2 separate regions of the Homo sapiens genome follow, and region 1 is linked to region 2. Evidence: chromatin contacts called from ENCODE Hi-C or POLR2A ChIA-PET data. All regions are on one chromosome and are shown on one strand. Each heading gives the region's core, a stretch centred on a gene start or an enhancer-like site at or near the end of the contact. The rest is flanking DNA. Distances are from core to core; before and after follow the strand shown.

Evidence for each region. Hi-C counts contacts between places; a loop is a spot of excess contacts on that map. ChIA-PET counts read pairs that join two places held with the same protein, here RNA polymerase II (POLR2A).
Region 1: a map of Caco-2 shows a loop between it and region 2 (3-fold over the local background). The contact joins the enhancer-like site here to the promoter of AAMDC in region 2. A Hi-C loop is called at or near these places in 1 of 168 maps with a recorded cell type or tissue (Caco-2). POLR2A ChIA-PET finds 5 or more read pairs at or near these places in 1 of 52 experiments (endothelial cell of umbilical vein).

The regions. Positions count from the first base shown.
Region 1 is chr11:78,089,148-78,096,099 of GRCh38, reverse strand. No RefSeq gene overlaps it. Among named protein-coding and RNA genes, the nearest start is that of NDUFC2-KCTD14, 13 kb to the right of the region's middle. Within about 2 kb of position 5,464, at least 2 of the 41 ENCODE cell types and tissues checked have a DNase peak (open chromatin) inside an H3K27ac peak, as active enhancers do.
Region 2 is chr11:77,819,684-77,826,046 of GRCh38, reverse strand. AAMDC (adipogenesis associated Mth938 domain containing) reads right to left here and starts at 4,903. Exons shown (of 4, transcript NM_024684.4): 1 at 4,806-4,903. RSF1 (remodeling and spacing factor 1) reads left to right here and starts at 5,325. Exons shown (of 16, transcript NM_016578.4): 1 at 5,325-5,519. The coding sequence starts at 5,333. RefSeq lists silencers at 4,866-5,025, 5,616-5,705, 5,846-5,935 and enhancers at 5,126-5,265, 5,276-5,445, 4,998-5,970, 5,971-6,363.

The DNA of each region.
Region 1 (6,952 bases), core at 4,215-6,714, 270 kb before region 2:
TATTTAAATAACAGCCCTTCAAGTGATACACAGAAGGAAAACCCCATACTGTTATGTGCCAAGTACGGTGCTAGACATTACATCTCTTAATCCCTACTAAAACTGCAAATGAAATCCATTATCACTTCACAAAAATATTTAATGAATTTCTATTGAGTGTTATACATTGTGCTCAGTGCTGGAGATCAAAAAGTGGACAAGAAAGCCATATTCCTGCCTACAAGGAATTTATATTCTAGTGGCTAGAGGGTCCTAAGAGCAAAGAAGAGTGGTATAAATTGAAGATGAAGAAGTAGGCAGCGCCCAAATCATGTGGGAATTTGATTTTAAGTCAAATGGGAACAAATGGTTTTCAGATTTTCTGAGTTATACTTTCATGTAGATGGAGCAAAATTCGTGAGGTCCCCAGCTACCCAGTTCCCCTACCAAGAGGCAACCATTGTTACCAATTTTTTAATGTATCATTCCAGAGATGCCAGAGATATTCTATGCATAGACAAGTATTTTTATGTACATAAATGAAAACATTATACACACTTTTGACCTCACATTTTTTATTATTTATTTTTTGACAGGGTCCTGCTTTGTTGCCCAGGCTGGAGTACAGTGGTGCAGTCTCGGTTCACTGCAACCTCCACCTCAGCCTCCCAAGTAGCTGGGATTACAGGAGGCATGACCAGGACCAGATAATTTTTGTATTTTTTGTAGAGATGGGGTTTCACCATTTTGCCCAGGCTGGTCTTGAGCTCCTGGCTCAAGCAGTCCACCCACCTCGGCCTCCCAAAGTGCTGGGATTACAGGTGTGAGCCACTGTGCCTGCTGACCTCACTTTTGTGTGTGTGTGTGTGTGTGTGTGTGTGTGTGTTTGTATGCTTAGTATATTTTGGAGTTTATTCTGTTATCAGTACATATAGAACTGCATCATTCTTTTAAGAGCTGCATATTATCTGTATTAGTTATCTATTGCTGTGTAACAACATAGTGGCTGAAAAAAACACATTTACTGTCTCATAGTTTCTGTAAGTCAGGAGTCTAGGCACAGCTTATCTTGGTCCTCTGCTTCAGGATCTCTCACAAGGCTGCAATCAAGGTGCCACCCAGAGTTGTGGTCTCATCCCAAGGTTTGACTGAGAAAAGATCTGCTTCCACGGTTGTTGGCAGAATTCAATTCTCTATGGGTTGTAGGACTGAGGGCCTCAGTTTCTTGTTGGCTTTTGGGTGGAAACCAACCCTCAATTCCTTGTCAATTGACCCGCTTCATGGGGTAGTCACAACATGGCAGCTAGCTTCATCAAAGACATCAAGGAAGGAAGTTGGCTATCAAGATAGCTGTCATGATCTTGGGCAGGCAGGGTGACTAACGCCTATAATCCCAGCACTTTGGGAGACTGAGGCAGATGGATCCCTTGAGCTCATGAGTTTGAGACCAGCATGGGCAACAGGGCAAAACACTGTCACTACAAAATATACAAAAATTAGCTGGTCATGGTAGTCCCAGCTACTCAGGAGGCTGAGGTGAGAGGATGGCTTGAACCTGGGAGGGGGAGGTTACGGTGAGCCAAGATTGCACCACTGCACTCCAGCCTCGGTGATAGAGCCAGACCTTGTCTCAAAAAATAATAATATGTCATGATCTTGTGTAATGTAATCATGAAAGTGACATCCTGTCACCTTTGCCACATTCTGTTAGAAGAACTTACATGTCCAACCCACATGTATGGGAGGGGATTACCAGCATGAGTTCCAGGAAGCAGAGATAATTGGGGCCATCTTAGAGTCTGTTCATTACAGTGTCTATTGTATAGATGGACCAGAATTTATTTAACAAGATTTCTCTTAGTGGACATTTAAGTTGTTTCCATTTTTGACAGTATGAATAACACTGCAATCAATATCAATATCAGTATTCCATTCTGCCTGTGTGCTAGGACTGCACATGTTGTTGAATTAAATTTCTAGAACTAGAATTTCTCTTTTTTTTTCACTCTCAGAATATGCTTAATAGAACTAGAATTTCTTTTTTTTTTTTTTTTTGTATTTTTAGTAGAGATGGAGTTTCTCCATGTTGGTCAGGCTGATCTCGAACTCCTGACCTTAGGTAATCCGCCCGCCTCGGCCTCCCAAAGTGCTGGGATTACAGGTATAAGCCACCACACCCGGCCAGAACTAGAATTTCTATATTGAAGGCTATGCTCAGTTGTAATTTCGATAGATGTTGCCAAATTGGTGATAGAAGTTGCATCAGTTTGTTTCACAGGCAATGTATAAGGATGCCTATTCACACATTTGCCAATTTACTGTGTCATCAAGCTTTGCCAGTGACATCTGTTATCTTCATTTGTATTTCTCTTATGAGAGAGGTTAGAAACTTCTTATATGTTTAAAAGCCATTTGTATTTGATTGATTGATTGAGACGGAGTCTTGCTCCTCACCCAGGCTGGAGTGCAGTGGCACGATCACGGCACACTGCAACCTCCACCTCCCAGATTCAAAAGATTCTCCTGCCTTAGCCACCTGAGTAGCTGGAACTACAGGTGTGCACCATCACGCCCAGCTCATTTTTGTATTTTTAGTAGGGACAGGGTTTCACCATGTTGCTTAGGCTGGTCTTGAACTCCTGACCTCCAGTGATCCACTTGCCTTGGCCTCCCAAAGTGCTGGGATTACAGGCATGAGCTACCATACCTGACCCTATTTTCATTATTTTTTAAATAGAAATGGTTTATTAGATTGCTGAGGTTGGTCTTGAACTCCTGGGCTCAAGCGATCCTTTCACCTCACCTTCCAAAGTGCTGGGATTACAGGTGTGAGCCACTGTGCTCAGCGTAGCCATTTGTGTTTTCTCTCCTGAGTACTGTGTTGATATTCTTTGCCATTTTTTCTTTGAGACAGAGTCTCACTCTGTCGGCCAGACTGGAGTGCAGTGGCGCGATCTCAGCTCACTGCAACCTCCACCTCCCAGGTTCAAGCAATTCTTCTGCCTCAGCCTCCCAAGTTGCTGGGATTACCAACACAAGTCCCCACGCCCAGGTAATTTTTGTATTTTTAGTAGAGACAGAGTTTCACCATGTTGGCCAGGTTGGTTTCAAACTCCTGACCTGAAGTGATCCACCTGCCTTGTCCTCCCAAAGTGCTGGGGTTACAAGCGTGAGCCACCAGGCCCAGCCAGAAAGAATTTTTAAAGACACACTATAAACCATAAAGAAAAAGATTGGCTGGGTGTGGTGGCTGATGCCTGTAATCCCAACACTTTGGGAGACCAAGGCGGTTGAATTGTTTGAGCCCAGGAGTTCGAGACCAGCTGAGGCAACATGGTGAAATCCCATCTCTTCAAAAAAAATTAAAACATTTTTAAAAAATGGGTAAAAGATGAACAACCAATTCATTCATGGAAGAGGAAACTATAGAAGAATCAATAAATATGAAAATATATTCAGCTTTGCTAATAATAAAGGAAAAGCAAAACCATAGTGAAATAACATTTCTACTAGAAGACTGGCAAAAATTAAAGTTCGGCAATGGCAACAGACAACAGGCAAAGGTTGCCAAGGATATGGGGAAACCCAACAGAATCAAGTGGAAAACTATTGGAACTAATAGGAAAGTGTAGCAAAATTGCTGACTACAAGAGCAGCATTCTAATTAACCAATTAGAAAAGTAATAGAATATAAAGATATTTGCAACAGTAACAAAAACTATAAATATCTAGAGACATACTAGTGAAAATGTTCAAGAATTTTGTAGAGAAAATGCTAATGGTTTATTGAGGGATATAAAAGGAAATTTGAATAAATGCATAAATATATACCATGTTCATAGATCAGAAGACTCAGCATTTTAAATATATCAGTTCTTTCCATAGGAGTCTATAAATTTAATGAAATTCTAATCAATACCCTAATGAGATTTTTCAAATAACTTGACAAGGTGATTTTAAAATCATAAGGAAGTCTAAAGGTGTACGAATAGTAATAATAATAATTGCTAACATGTATTAGCTTTGAAAAAAAGTAGATGATACACCCTATCAGATATTAAAGAACAATTCAACACTATGGTTATTAGATTGTATGATATGGGTATAGTAATTGGTAAAGAGAACTGTGGAACAAAGTAGATTTCAGAAATAGACCATGGCATTTGTGAGAACGTGATGTGTATTAAAGGAGGCATTAAATACTAGTAGGGAAAAGATGGACTTTAATAATAAATGATGTTCGGCCAGTTTTCACGTGTAATATTCCTCACACTCAACACAAAAACAAAAATTCGAATGGATTAAACATGCAAAGCTAAAACTTGGGAAGAAAATATCTGAGCATATCTTTATGGTCTTAGAAAAAACAAGGCTTCTTAATAATATTAAAAACATAGACAACAAAGAAAAAGATTGATACATTTTACTAAACCAATAGTTTACACTTTATGACAACCACCCCAGACTCCATAAATAACATTCAAAGGCAAGCAGAATAGTTGGAAAAGATATCTGCCATATATTTAACAAAAGATTAGCATCAGAGTGTATATATAAGGCTAGCACAGTGGCTCACACCTGTAATCCCAATGCTTTGGGAGGCCGAGGTGGAAGGATTGCTTGAGCCCAGGAGCTCAAGACCATTCTGGACAACATAGTGAGGCTCCATCTCTACAAAAAATTTAAAAAATTAGCCAGCTGAAGGCCGGGTGTGGTAGCTCACACCTGTAATCCCAGCACTTTGGGAGGCTGAGGCAGGAGAATGGTGTGAGCTTGGGAGGCAGAGCTTGCAGTGAGCCGAGATCGCGCCACTGCACTCCTTCCTGGGCGATAAAGCAAGACTCTGTCTCAAAAAAAAAAAAAAAAAAATTAGGCAGCTGGGGTGGTGTAGGCCTGTAGCCCCAGCTACTTAGGAGGCTGAGGTGGGAGGATCTCTTGAGCCCAGGAGGTTGAGGCTGCAGTGAGCCATGATCATGCCACTGGACTCCAGCCTGCACCAAAGAGTAAGACTGACTCAAAAAAAAAAAAGGGCGGGGCGGGGCTGGGTGTGGTGGCTCACACCTGTAATCCTAGCAATTTGGGAGGCTGAGGCGGGTGGATCACTGTAGGAGTTCTGTCAGGGTGGTGGGAAAAGTTGTAAGAAAAAGTTATAGGGAAAGACGCAAACCTTCTTGGAAGGCCGGGAGGTTTTCCAAAAGCTTCGGAAGGGAATTATGGCTGAAGGCAGTCAAATTTTCTTATCCGGAGCCTGAGAGCAAAGGGCAGATAACAAGGGAATGTAAAGAAACTTATCTAGATAAATTTGTTTACTTCTGTCTCCAGAAACCAACCTTTGATCATTCGAGCACAGGACTGCTCTCTACCTGGGGGGTCAACAATGTTTATTACCCACAAACTGTGTTTGCTTCAACCCTTTGTCATTAAATATGTACTACATAAATGCGAGCAGGGCCAGCTTATTGGGACTGCACTCTCTCGGTGGCTGCTGCACTCTCTCGTCAGTGGTGCTGAGCCCTAGCTGCGCTGTCAGGCAAAACACCTGTGTCAGTGTACTTCTTTCATCCATTGCTCAGCCAGAGTCTGCGGGACAGACTCAGCAGATCACCAGGTCAGGAGATCGAGACCATCCTCACTAACACGGTGAAACCCCACCTCTATTAAAAATACAAAAAAATTAGCCGGGTGTGGTGGCATGCACCTGTAGTCCCAGCTACTTGGGAGGCTGAGGCAGGAGAATCGCTTGAACCCGGGAGGTGGAGGTTGCAGTGAGCCGAGATCGTGCCACTGCACTCCAGCCTGGGCAACAGAGCAAGACTCCATCTCAAAAAAAAAAAAAAAAAAAAAAAAAAAGATGATATGGTACTGGCATACACACATAGATAGACCCAATGGTACAGAATAGAGAGCCTAGAAATAAACCATTGTGTATATGGCCAAGTGATCTTCATCAAGAGTGCCAAGACTATACACGGGGGAAAGGATAGTCTGTGTTGGGAAAACTGAATATCCACATGCAAAAGATGAAGTTGGAACCTTACCTTATACCACGTACAAAAATTAAAATGGTCAGGCATGGTGGCTCACACCTGTAATCCCAGCACTTTGGGAGGCCAAGGTGGGTGCATCACCTGAGGTCAGGAGTTCGTGATCAGCCTGGCCAACATGGTGAAACCCTGTCTCTATTAAAAATTCAAAAATTAACCAGGCATGGTGGTAGGCACCTGTAATCTCAGCTACTTGGGAGGCTGAGGCAGGAGAATTGCTTGAACCCGGGAAGTGGAGGTTGCAGTGAACCGAGACTGCGCCACTGCACTCCAGCTTGGGTGACAGAGTAAGACTCTGTCTCAGAAAAAAAAAAAAAAAAAAAAAAAAACCAACTCAAAATGGATTAAAGGCCTAACTATAAGATCTAAAACTCCTAGAAGAAAATACAACTTCAGGCCAGGCGTGGCGGCTCATGCCTGTAATCCCAGCACTTTGGGGGGCCGAGGCAGGTGGATCACTTGAGGCCAGGAGTTTGAGACCAGCCTGGCCAACATGGCGAAACCCTGTCTCTACTAAAAATACAAAAAAATTAACTGGTGTGATGTCTCACGCCTATAATCGCAACTACTTGGGAACCTGAGGTGGGAGAATCACTTGAACCCAGGAGGCGGATGTTGTAGTCAGCCAAGATTGTGCCATTGCACTCCAGCCTGGGCGACACTGAGACCCTGTCTCAAAAAAAAAAAAAAAAAAAAAAAAAAGGAAAAGAAAAGAAAACAGCTTCAGAACACTGGATTTTGCAATGATTTCTTGGATATGACACCAAAAATATAGGTAACAAAAGCAACACTAGACAAATGGGACTACATCAAACTTTTTTTTTTTTTTGGAGATGGAGTCTTGCTCTGTCACCCAGGTTGGAGTGCAGTGGCATGATCTCGGCTCACTGCAACCTCCACCTCCTGGGTTCAAGTGATTCTCCAGCCTC
Region 2 (6,363 bases), core at 3,654-6,153:
TCTTAGCCAGGCTTGTCAGAGAATAGACTCATGCATAAGTCTCAAAAAAAGATGGGTAGTAAGACGGTGGCTCACGCTTGTAATCCCAGCACTTTGGGAGGCCGAGGTGAGCAGATCATCTGAGGTCAGGAGTTTGAGACCAGCCTGGCCAACGTAGTGAAACCCCATCTCTACAAAAAATACAAAAATTAGCCGGATGTAGTGGCACTTGCCTGTAATCCCAGCTACTTGGGAGGCTGAGGCAGGAGAATCACTTGAACTTAGGAGGCAGAGGTTGCAGTGAGCCTAGATCGTGCCACTGCACTCCAGCCAGGGCGACAGAGTGAGACTGACTCAAAAAAAAAAAAACAAAAAAAATGGGTAGTAAGACACTTCTAAAGGTGTCTTCTTCAATGAATAGAATTCTGTTGTAACACAGAATTCAGTTATCAAGACAAATATCCAGAAAATGGTTGGTTTACATCTTGTTTGTATTAGGGCTTCCTTTTATTTTCATACATCTTCTTATTAAACTATCTCAAAGAGTAGAGATTCCTATTTCTGTTGACACTTAATAGCTTTTTCACTACATGTAATATTAAGTCCATATACCTTCAGCTTTTTTGAACCACCGTGCGCAGCTTGTTTTAGCTTTTTTAAAGTGAGTTTTAGATAAACCTAATTTGCTCATCCTTGATTAGGAATTCCCCAAATTGGCTCTAAAATGGAATTCAGTTTGCCTCAATATACATTTACTGAGCTTATAATATCCATTAAAAAAAAAGCAGCCAGGCCTGGTGGCTCATGCCTGTAATCCCAGCACTTTGGGAGGCTGAGGTGAGCAGATCACAAGGTCAGGAGATCGAGACCATCCTGGCTAACATGGTGAAACCCCGTCTCTACCAAAAATACAAAAAAAATTAGCCGGGCATGGTGGCAGACGCCTGTAGCCCCAGCTACTCGGGAGGCTGAGGCAATAGAATGGCGTGAAACCAGGAGTCGGAGCATGCAGTGAGCTGAGATCGCGTCACTGCACTCTAGCCTGGGTGATAGAGTGAGACTCTGTCTCAAAAAGAAAAACAACAACAACAAAAAAACTATGTAACAAATGCAAAGATAACATATGAAGGAGACAGAAATGTGTATAAATTTGTATAAAAGGCAGACTGGTACCAATGCTAATTGGGATTATATAGGAATAAACCATTAACTTCTAAAATTGAAGCATAATTGCATTGCATTTAGTTGAATGCAGTGTTTATAGAGTTCAATGAATTTTGAGAAATAAACTTGCCAATCAAGATATAGAAACTATCTACAAAGTCCCCTTGTGCCCCTTTCTAGTCAATACCCTTCCAAGCTCAAAGGAAACAACTACTTTGATTTCTATTGCCACAGATTAGTTTTGACCTTCATATTGATGGAATTGTACAGTACCTAACTCTTTTGTGTCTGCCTTCTTTTACTCAACATGTTTTTAAGATTCACCCAGGCTGTAGTGTATATCAACAGTGTGTATTACTCTGAGTAGTATATCACAATTTATATTTTTCTGTTGATGAATATTTGTGTTGTTTTTGACTTTTTGGTATTTTTAATAAATTAGCCGTTAATTCTAATTGAGCAAAATATTTCCCCCTAATAGGACATGAAATTTGAAATATCTTAAGAAATTTCTTATTCATAAACAAAGTTGAACCAAGTGTAACTTAATGCTTATTTAAAGGCCTCTTCATGGCAGTAGCAATAAATCAAATACAGGTTTTAAAAATAGCTACTCTTTTTTGCACCTTTACATTCCAGTCTGATAAATATAACTCACTTATATAACTACATAAATTGTCGTTAAGCTCTGTATTCCACAATTTCTCTTAGCCCAGGAAAGCAAGAAGTGATGATAGCATTATGGGTGTGTGTCATTTATTTTCAAGAACAGACTTTAGTGAAGGAAGGCATGCTTAAACCTTGCTTTGTAGCAAAACACTTCTTATCTTTGGGTGGATATAACTTTCTGATGCCAAAGGACTCTGTTTCCCTGCCGATCTAGATTAGAAAAGGCAGAAACTCTAACCTTTATTTATCAGTCTGTTTGACTAACAGTGTGAGCAGTGAGAAAAGAAAACTATAGTAATAAAGCTTTTTTTTTTTTTTAGAATGTTATTTCACAACCTCACTGGAATGTGGGAAGTGAAGTGCTGCAAAAGCTAGAAGCAAAGATAGAAAGTACAGGCAAGGTTCACATAATAAATCTTCCTTTTAGGTTTGAAGGTTCTTTCCATAGAAATTCCTTCACAAAGATACAATTTTATTTTAAAATATCCTGTACCTGGCTTTTATTTAAGGTCAGTTAAGTAACCAGTATATGAAAGTCTTTGTATGTTTCCACAAAACTGTTGTTAAAACTGTATTCTGGGTCAAATTATTCTTTTTTTTTTTTTTTTTTTTTGAGACAGGGTGTAGTTCTGTCGCCCAGGCTGGAGTGCAGTGGCAACTACATGGGATTACAGATGAGGTCTCACTACCTTGCCCAGGCTGGTCTCGAACTCCTTGGCTCAAGGGGTCCTCCTGCTCGGCCTCCCAGAGTGCTTGGATTACAGGCATGAGCCACCCCACCTCGCCCAGATTATTTTTAAACTGGAGTCTTCAGGTCCCCAGGGTCAAGAGATATACACTTGCCCGTTTGGGAATTCTATAAAAATGTTTTAGTTTAGTTTTGTGTTTCATTTCAGTAATTGCTTAAAAACAATATTTTCCGACTTATTAAATTAAAACTTCTTTGGCAGTGATAATTCATAACCATAAAGATATTTTCCTGAAGTAGGATTTTAATTTCTTTTTTTTTTTTTTTTTTTTGAGACGGAGTCTTGCTCTGTCGCCCAGGCTGGAGTGCAGTGGCACAACCTTGGCTCACTGCAAGCTCCGCCTCCCGGGTCCATGCCATTCTCCTGCCTCAGCCTCCCGAGTAGCTGTCTACAGGGGCCCGCCGCCACCACGCCCGGCTAATTTTTTGTATTTTTAGTAGAGACGGGTTTCACCGCGTTAGCCAGGATGGTCTTGATCTCCTGACCTCGTGACCCGCCCGTCTCGACCTCCCAAAGTGCTGGGATTACAGGCGTGAGCCACAGCGCCCGGCGGATTTTAATTTCTTAAAAGCTTTTTTATTGTCGTAAAATACATGTAACATAAAATATGCCATTTTAACCACTTTAAGTGTATACTTCAGTGGCATTAAGTACATTTACAGTGTTCTTTAGACTTTGATTTCTTACATCAGTATTTCTTACAGTGAAATTTTCAAAAGTATTTGCCAAGTTTCAAAAGAACTTTTTTCCTTTAAAAACGGTTTGTATACCACTCAAGACTATGAATCACTATTCAAGGCAATAAATTCTTCTTACAATATAGAATTTTTCTCTTGATAAATTGAGTATTCTTTCTTTAGATAATGGGAATAATACACACCCTTATGGTTTTTCCCCTTTTTAAAACCTGGAAATGAAGAAAAAAATTCGGTGTTTGTGTGACCATTTTCCCTGTTACTCATATAATTATTTGCCCATCTATTTCTTATCTTTCTATAATTACAGATTTCTCTTTTTTACATGGTTTGTGTTGTACCTTGCTTCAAATTCTTTTTTTTTTTTTTTTTTTTTGAGGTGGAGTCTTGCTCTGTCGCTCAGGCTGGAGTGCAGTGGCGCGACCTCGACTCACTGCAACCTTCGCCTCCCCGGTTCAAGGGGTTCTCCTGCATCAGCCTCCCAAGGATTCCCGGCTAATTTTCGTTATTTTTACTAGAGACGGGGTTTCACCATGTTGCCCAGGCTGGTCTGGAACTGCAGAGCTCAGGTGATGCACCCACCTCGGTTTCCCAAAGTGTTGGGATTACAGGCATGAGCCACCGCGCCCGGCCAAATTCTTTTTAGGAATTAGGTACTACATTGAGTTTTAAATGCACTCAGAAAATTCTCAAAGTAATAAATTATAGACTAAATAAATATAGCGGAATTCAGTCTAAATTATAGGAACTCCTTTTTTGATAACTAATATTTTTAAAGTACTCACTATGTGCTACGGCACTGTGCTAATCACTTTACTGTGATTTATCTAGTAATACCGTATGATGTAGGTACTATTATCACCCCACTCTAAGGAGTTCAAAGAAATAAAGAAACCTCCACAGTGTCATGAAGTAGCCCCGCTAGGACTCAGGCCTGGCTGAATCCAAAGCTCAGGCTTCTAAGCATAACGTGTACTGCTGCTTCTCAGGCTGCACATTCTATTTTACATTATTGGTAGTTTCTCTCTGGCGTTCTTTGTGGGAATGTTCACTGCCCCCGCCCCGCCCCGAAGTGGAACCCTGTCTTCTAACAAACTTTTCGCTGCTCCACCGTCTCCTGTCATGTTCCGCCTCTCAATGGAGTCCCAGCCCACACTCCGATTCTGGTCCCTGAACAGAGCCCCTTCCCCTCACACCATGGCCCCCTAGCAGAGCCTGGTCTCCTCAGATCCTCTTCTCCCAGCAGGGCCCCAACTCCTCACTCCGACGATTCCCCCAGAGTTCCGTTCCCTCAGATCCTGCTTTTCCAGCAAAGCTGCGATTCCTGTACCCCAGCAGAGAGCAATACCCCGTCGGCAAACTTCCACAGAGACATCTTACCGAGGTCCCAGCCCAGCCCCTAATTAAGGGCACACCTCTACCTTTCCCCTTCCCAACCTTCTCCCACAACTGTGCTTTCCCCCGCCCTATTCCCTTTTTCTGTTTATTAATTCTCCTCAACCTCTCCACCATCTCGTGGCCCAGTTTCAGGATTCCCCCGCAAACTCACCCACCGCACTGTCTCCTCAAAGTTGCGTTCCCAAACGGCGCAGTGCTCTGCCCGCACTTACGCTCCCAGCGCTGCTTCGGGATCTGCGCTCCCCAACTGCCCTCCGGGAATACGCCCTGCAGTTGAACAGCGCCCGAGGCCCCGCCCCCTCTGCGTCCATTGGCCATTGTTCTCGAGAAGTCCCGCCCCTCCCGCTTCCAGCCCGCCTCCCCGCCCCGCTTCCCTTGTTTTCATTCCCCCTGTCACACGAGGCAGTGGCAAGCCCGAAGGGGAGGAGAGAAGGGGGCGGAAAGAGGGCGGAAAGTGAAAGGCGCCGAGGGCCGCTCTGTCTCCCGTCTGACTCGGTTCTCGACTGCTCCGGGCCGCCGATGTATTGTGGGATCGCGGAGCCGTCCCTGAGACGCTGGGATCCGCAGAGGAGCCCACTTGAGAGCGCCTCCTGTCGTCTGTAAGGTTGCCTTGCCATCCCTCGGCACCACAACTTCCCCCGCCCCCCCATCGCCTCCTCCTCCATCCTCCAGTTCAAAATGGCGACGGCGGCGGCAGCGGCGGCGGTGATGGCTCCTCCGGGCTGCCCGGGTTCGTGCCCCAACTTCGCCGTAGTCTGCTCCTTCTTGGAGCGCTACGGGCCGCTGCTAGACCTGCCTGAGTTGCCGTTCCCTGAGCTGGAGCGGGTGCTGCAGGCGCCGCCGCCGGACGTCGGCAACGGAGAAGGTAAGCGAGGGGCCCGAACGCCCGGCGGGAAGCGGCCCTGGCGCTCTGCTACTCTCCGCTCTTCACAGGCGCCCCGGTTCTTCGCGGCTCGGGCCTCCGCGGCTCTGTCTTCCCCCTGGGACGCAACTCCGCCGGGCTGGTCTTCTCCGCCCAGCCCCCGGGGTCTTGGGCAGTGGGGAGGCGGGGCGGAGGCCCCCTAGGGCCACTCGGCCGGGCGGGGAGCTGAGGTGGAGGCGTTGCGGGCTAGGTGTGGGCTGGAGGCGGGGAGGGGTCATTGTGCCGGTCGGCAGCCCCGGGGACTGCTTCTCCGCGGCGGAGGGCGGCCCCCCACCCCGTCTCCCCCTTGGCGGCGGGGGAAGGGGAGCGCAGGTTCCGGCCAGCTTTGCGCTTTTCTCCTCCTCCCCACCCTTACTCCCTCCCCTCCTCCCACCAGTCTTCCCGACCATCTCGGGGAAGGCTGGGCTCGGCTGCTCCGGACACCTCCTTATCTCCCTTCACCTGGGTGGGCGGGGGCCAGCGGACACTCAACTCTCCCTCCCTCTGTTGGGAACTCCCCTGAGAGATTTGTCCCTTTTCCCTTCCCCTCGAGGGCTGCTTTAACCCCTAAAACTCCTTCCTTGAAGTGGGGAGGTCTGCTCCTCCCCCACGGGAGGGGGTTCTTCTCCATTCTCGGTAGGGGGGCGAAGTCGGTTCAGCTCCACTGTGGAGAGGAGAGGGTTAATTCCTCCTCCATAGTTCTCCTTCCTCTCCCCACCTCCCCCAAAATAATAGGCGAGCATCTCCCCACTTTTCCAATCCCTTCCCCCTTCATCTTGGCAGCCGGGCTTAGGCGAAGAAGTCGTCT